Linked DNA regions of Homo sapiens: region 1 is linked to region 2. Evidence: chromatin loops called from intact Hi-C (ENCODE). Cell type or tissue: endothelial cell of umbilical vein. All regions are shown on one strand. Each heading gives the region's core, and the rest is flanking DNA. Links, peaks and the distances in the headings are about the cores only.

What was found. Hi-C counts contacts between places; a loop is a spot of excess contacts. Peaks named below come from ENCODE experiments on the same cell type or tissue, not always from the same donor. Only the 100,000 strongest peaks of a DNase experiment are listed, where the experiment ranks them.
Region 1: a loop joins it to region 2, with 3 times the contacts of the local background. A loop is called at or near these places in 5 of 110 quality-filtered maps.

Annotation. Positions count from the first base shown.
Region 1 is chr13:80,234,461-80,237,387 of GRCh38, forward strand. No RefSeq gene overlaps it. Among named protein-coding and RNA genes, the nearest start is that of SPRY2, 110 kb to the right of the region's middle. In endothelial cell of umbilical vein, for the core only: no CTCF peak of the experiment used is centred there; DNase peaks (open chromatin) are centred at 961 and 1,521; H3K27ac peaks cover 2,041 bases.
Region 2 is chr13:79,774,488-79,777,414 of GRCh38, forward strand. No RefSeq gene overlaps it. Among named protein-coding and RNA genes, the nearest start is that of LINC01038, 28 kb to the right of the region's middle. In endothelial cell of umbilical vein, for the core only: a CTCF peak has its summit at 1,459 (motif pointing right); a DNase peak (open chromatin) is centred at 1,504.

The sequences.
Region 1 (2,927 bases), core at 306-2,805, 460 kb after region 2:
CATGTAACCATTAGAAACAGAAAAAATGGAATATATATAAACAGAAAAATTAGCCCTTGTTATTACCCTAATTTTTTCATTGTCACAATCTACTTTGCTTTTATAAACCAATAGTTTTTATAAACCTTTAAAATTTGATATATAAATCTAAGACTATCTTTAAATATAGTGGCTATATTCTTGAATCTAGTATCACAAATAAAGAATATTAGATTTGAATTTTAGAGACTTAGAATAGTATAAGCTATATTTAAGAAGACATTTAAGACAGTTAACAGTATTTATAATTTTGTCTGGAGGAAACATTATTCTTAAGGTATTTATTACCAAATTTACTTAAAATGCCCCCAACATAAAATATTCTAGAAAAACCTAGTCAGGTTTCTGCAGAAAGTATTTAGTTTATACTGTAGCTACTATGACGGTTTGCACATTACATTTATTTAGGATCACATGCTTACTGAGATGTAAATTACTTTCACAATTTTTTTGGTCTTATTTATTTTTGCCTCTCCCAGCTTCCATCACTGAATGAAATCGAGGCATCAAACATTGGTTTCATGTATTTTTTTTGTAGCAACAACTGTAGAAATTGTGTATGATGAAAAGGTCTTAACTACTGCTTAAAGAGAAAAAGAAATTGTGTGGTTTATTTTTAAAGGGTGCACTCACACACTCACAAAGTAGTGGGGTTGAAAGGAGAGAAAAAAGAGTAAAAGTTCATTGGAACCCAATGATTTATTGGGAAAGGCTCAGCGAGCTCACATAAAAACCAAAGGGGGGAAGTGGTCGGACATTGGGTCAAATCTCCATTCACATGTTGTGTAATAAAAGGCTGACTGTAGCCTTTCAGCCTTGCTTCTAGTCATAGACAATGGCAATTGCAGAGCAAGACTAATAACAGGATTTAGCATAAATCCACCACAGGAAGTGAACAGTTGTACTGGCAAATAATTAGCCAGGAAACATTTTATAGCAGCATCAGGATGCGTCCGTGAGCTTTCAAACTCTCAATGCATTTGTGATCATGAAAACATAATTAGTTCTCAGCGATTGTAATTTTTGTGTGTGTTTGTTGTAAGATGGTTCCTTTCCCCTCCTTTCTTTTCACAAACAGGCCTTATTTTTCCTATCCTAATTTAGCAGCCCCAGTGAGGGTTTTGAAGTCTCAAGGGAGGGGTTTAGAATGTTCTCTTTTTTCTCCTGCTGATGCTTTTTTATTGCAAGGTGGATGGTGTTTATTTTGCACAGCTAACAAGTGAGTTCAAAGCAATACGTTGCTCTTGAACTTTTGCCAGATTCCCAAAGCTGAAAGCTCCCCTGCGTGGTAGAACCGACCTGTACTATCAAAGCCTGACTAATTTGCAAAGGAATGTCAAAATGACTGGTGCACTGCATTTTCCACCACCCGCTTCATTTGACACTTAAAGGAAAGCTAAGTGGGAGTGTAAAAGGAAGGAAATTCATTCAAGGAAGCGTACCTTATAATGTGTGAATTAATTTCAGAAGAGAATGAGAGCTCATTGCCGAGTACTTGCATTTTCATCTTCTGTGCTCTTTGTTGTAGTTACTGTTTTTGTAAGGGTTGCTAATAAACATTATGCTTCTGTTCTCACATCATCCATATTAGGAGGAAATGCTGTCATTAGACTTGGCTTTGAAATCCTTTGTGTCAAAGTGTCTACATGAAGCTGCTTCATCTGATTTAGTCACACCAGTCAAAGAGCGGCCTCATGAAGACAAACACTTGGTCCAGGGCGATATTTTTTTCGCCTTTCAACACTCTAAAAAATCATTTCCTCAGAACCAAGAGAATTACATATATGAACAAATATAAATTGTTTTTAGAGGAGACAAGACTGATAAATAAAGTCCTACACTTCACATTTAAAAGCATAATTCAGGGATGATATTTGAAAATGGAATTCAGCTCACCTAAAAATTACGCTGAAACAAAGGTCACAGAGAATCAGATCAAATAGGAGACTTTGATTTAATTTAGTCTAATTCTAATCTCTGTGTTCCAATTGCATTTTATAACCTCGAATTTTATTTAAAACTTATATTGAAAATATGACATTGACATATTCACCCAAATAAGTTCATCTGCAAATCATTTCTTTAAGCATTGACCCTAAAATTTCATTACTATTTCTGATTGTTTTCCCGGGGAGTTTGCTGTGATTTATATAAATTGCCATTGTCATCAGCCAGGTGAACAGAAACCTTACCTTCAAAATTGTTTTCCTTGCTTGAGTTTTGACCATGAATTTCTTAATGTTCCCTTCTACCTAAAACTGAACTCCATATCTCAGCATGGTTTTGACCACTAAATGTGTACCTTATCTCTGTTACCAAAATCTGAGGTAATCTGGCAATGCGTCAGTTACTTGGAAGTGAGCTACTAAGGTACAGTCATGTAGTAGTTGTCTAAAAAGTGAGTGAACGTCAAACTGAAGGCCATGCTGCTAAAGGATGAAGGCCAGAGTCACATGGATCCAGGTTTGCATTACAGCTTTAGCACTTACCAGTTCTATGGCCACTGCTAATTAATTACCTTTCAAAGGCTTAGCTTCCTCATGTGTAAAATGAGGCTAATTTTACCACCTAACCTGTGGTTTATTGTCCTCCGTACTGTGAATGTCAAACAATAAACACTTAATAAATGTTATCTATTACAAAATCAAAGCAGTTTGGAAATAATATGCTGCAAGAATCAGGAATTCCTTCAAGTGGGCTTAAAATATAGGAAATATGGCCAAGCGCGGTGGCTCTCGCCTGTAATCCTAGCACTTTGGGAGGGTGAGTCCGGTGGATCACCTGAGGTCAGGAGTTCGAGACCAGCCTGGCCAACATAGTGAAACCCCGTCTCTATGAAAATACAAAATTCGCCACATGTGGTGGCATGCTCCTGTAACCCCAGCTAT
Region 2 (2,927 bases), core at 237-2,736:
CAGTTCAAACCAGTGTTGTTCAAGGGTCAAACTGTTGAAAAATTCTCAGAGTTAGTTCAAGGAGTGTATGAATTTGCTATGGTTGCTGTGACAAAATACCATAGGCTGGGTGGCTTAAACAACAGAAATCTATTTTCTCACAGTTCTGGAGGCTTGAAATCCAAGATCACGGTGTCAGCAGGGTTACATTCTTTTGAAGCCTCTTTTCTTGACTTGTAGATACTTTTTCTGGTATCTTTTTGCAGTGTCCTCACGTGGTCTTTCCTCTTTGTGAGCACACTCATTGTGTCTCTCTGTGTCCGGATTGCTTCTTCTTATAGGAATTGAATTAGGGCACACGCCCGACAACCTCATTTTGACTTAATCACCTCTTTGAAGACCCTGTCTCTAAGGCAGTACCATTCTGAGGTAATAGGGGTTAGGACTTCAACATATGAATTCTTGGTGGGGGGCCATATTTAGTTTATAAGAAGGGGGATAGTTGTATTTCAGAATACTGAAATGGACATCAGCCATATGAAGAAAAGTTATAACTTTTTTCTCTTCTATTATTTGGTGTCCTGAAATATTTTTATAGAGGGAACATGTGGCTGGAGGGACTTGATCTCCAACCATTCATGCAGCATAAGGTTAGCCCAAATACAGAAATGGGTCCAACTGGCGTGGGTAGAGAGAATGCCAAACTCAAATGCCTTATGCTAGAATATTCAGTGTAGGAGGAATCTAGAAACTACTTAGTCTAAGCTCTTCATTTTACAAATGAAAAAACAAAAGTCCAATTATGAAATGACTTGTAGAATATTACAAAATTAGTGAGTGTAACAGGATGAACATTTTTATAACTTGCTATATGCTATTCATTGAGTGTATATATATATACATATTCAATGAATATATATACACACATACATAAATATAATTTTTAAGATGAAATTTTAAGGTAGTCATTTTTATCTTCATTTTACTGAAAAAAGAAATCCCGAGGATGAGATCTAATTCTGAGTTTTTATATGGATTCACTTTTTTTCTTCTTTTTACTTTATTTGACACAAGGAAGAGTTCACAAAATCTCCAGATGGGAGAGAATCTAAAGGAATCCTGACTGTCACATGTGATACATGCTAGTAGGTGCAAAAGACAGTATCTCCTTGTCACTCATTTTCATATCGATTATATAGCCATGAAAATCACAATTAGATGTGACTGAAGACCTAGCTAACTTGCTTCATTTTGTTTCCTTTGGTTGCTTTGTGAGTAGAAAGGCTGATGCTTTAAAGTTCTTGCCCTTTATGAGGTGGTTTAAATAGCATGTCATTGATGAAACAAGTGAAATTTGTCACATCTAATTTCATTTTTTCAGAGAGTTGCATCAAAAGTTTATGGATACCAACTTCATTTTTAATGAGGAAAAAACTTGCTTTGTTGCCTTTGAAACATGCAAACCTTTGTTCATGTCCCCAGCCCTTTCTCTTGAGATTGGGCCTATAGGTGGCAGCAACTGTTAGCTGTTGAGCTTGGGTGACATGTGCCATAAGTTCTCTTGAAATACTTTAAATACTTTAAATATTCTTGGATACTTGAAAATGAAATTTTCTCTAGATAAGAAAGTGAAAGGTCAAACTTGAATCGTGACTGTTGAAGGATTCATACACTACAGTCAACATTATATAGATTAAAAATGGTGTAGGGGCTTGAACATTCTATATTTTAAAAGTTTGCAATGTGATGATGGTAGAGTTCAATCTTTAAGATTTGTGACTGCTGTGGTCAGATTGGTTATCCTTTGCTCTCCATTATTTTGTGTAAAATGGGCTTTTGAACTTAGAGTAATCTAGAATAAATCAGTTCCTCTGAGCTTAACATTCAATAAAAGTTGAGATTTTGATTCATGTACTATCTGTTTTACACAATGAATGTGTCATAGAAATGTTTAGTACAATTTAAGTTTTTGCAAATCAAACAATGCTTACTTGCATAAAGCAGTTTATACTTTAAGGGGAACTTGCAGGGAAAATTCTACTCCAGTTTGAATTATTTCATAGGAACTTTTTTGAGAATTTGGAATTTTGTTAACCTGTTTTCCTAGATGAGGAACACCTGTGTTTAATAATGCCTTCCAACAGTCTGCTAGATTGGGAGAGAACTGAAACAATATGGACTTTAGCAGGCTGTCTATAGGTGACTGCTAAACTCCACTTTGGCATGACTAATCTAATCACACCAATTATCTTCATGGTTTATATTACTTGTGGCTCAGTCCATTGAGGAGACAGTGGATTGCATCAGCCCCATTTCAGTCAACTGGACCCAGCCTTTGTGTTTCCTTATTCTGAAGATTACTTAAAATGCTGCTTCTCTATTCACTAGACTTTTATAAACCTCCTAAAGTACCACATATGATAGAAGACGAGCTGCTTTTAATATTGACCTTTGGCCATTCCTCAAAAACAACTTATTTGATTTAATTTCCTAAGAGAATTTTTATGTGCAGTATTTAGTTGGGCTACTTCTACTGTGTGAAGAAAACGTCATTTCCCTTTATTACATTGACCCAATTTGAAAGAGAAAAAAAAAATGGCATCACATTTGGAACTAAAGTTTTAGCGCATGCCAACAGCAAGACTCACTGAATCAAAACAGATGGCTAAAAAATAGTTTGGAATAGATGTATCTATCCTATAGATGCCTGTTAAAGAATTTTAGAAAAATGAGGTATGGCTTTTTCATGCTATAACCTTGGCAATAATTTATAAATTTTGATTTTTTAAAATATATTTTGATATTGAAATAACATGGCTAAAATTAAAATTGAGTATGAACAACGGAACATCTTTTGTACTGGGATTTATCGAAGATTAAAATCAAAGGGTTCATTTCCTCCTTTGGGACTAGTCTGCAGTTGATCTTTTAGGTATTTGTTGTTGGTT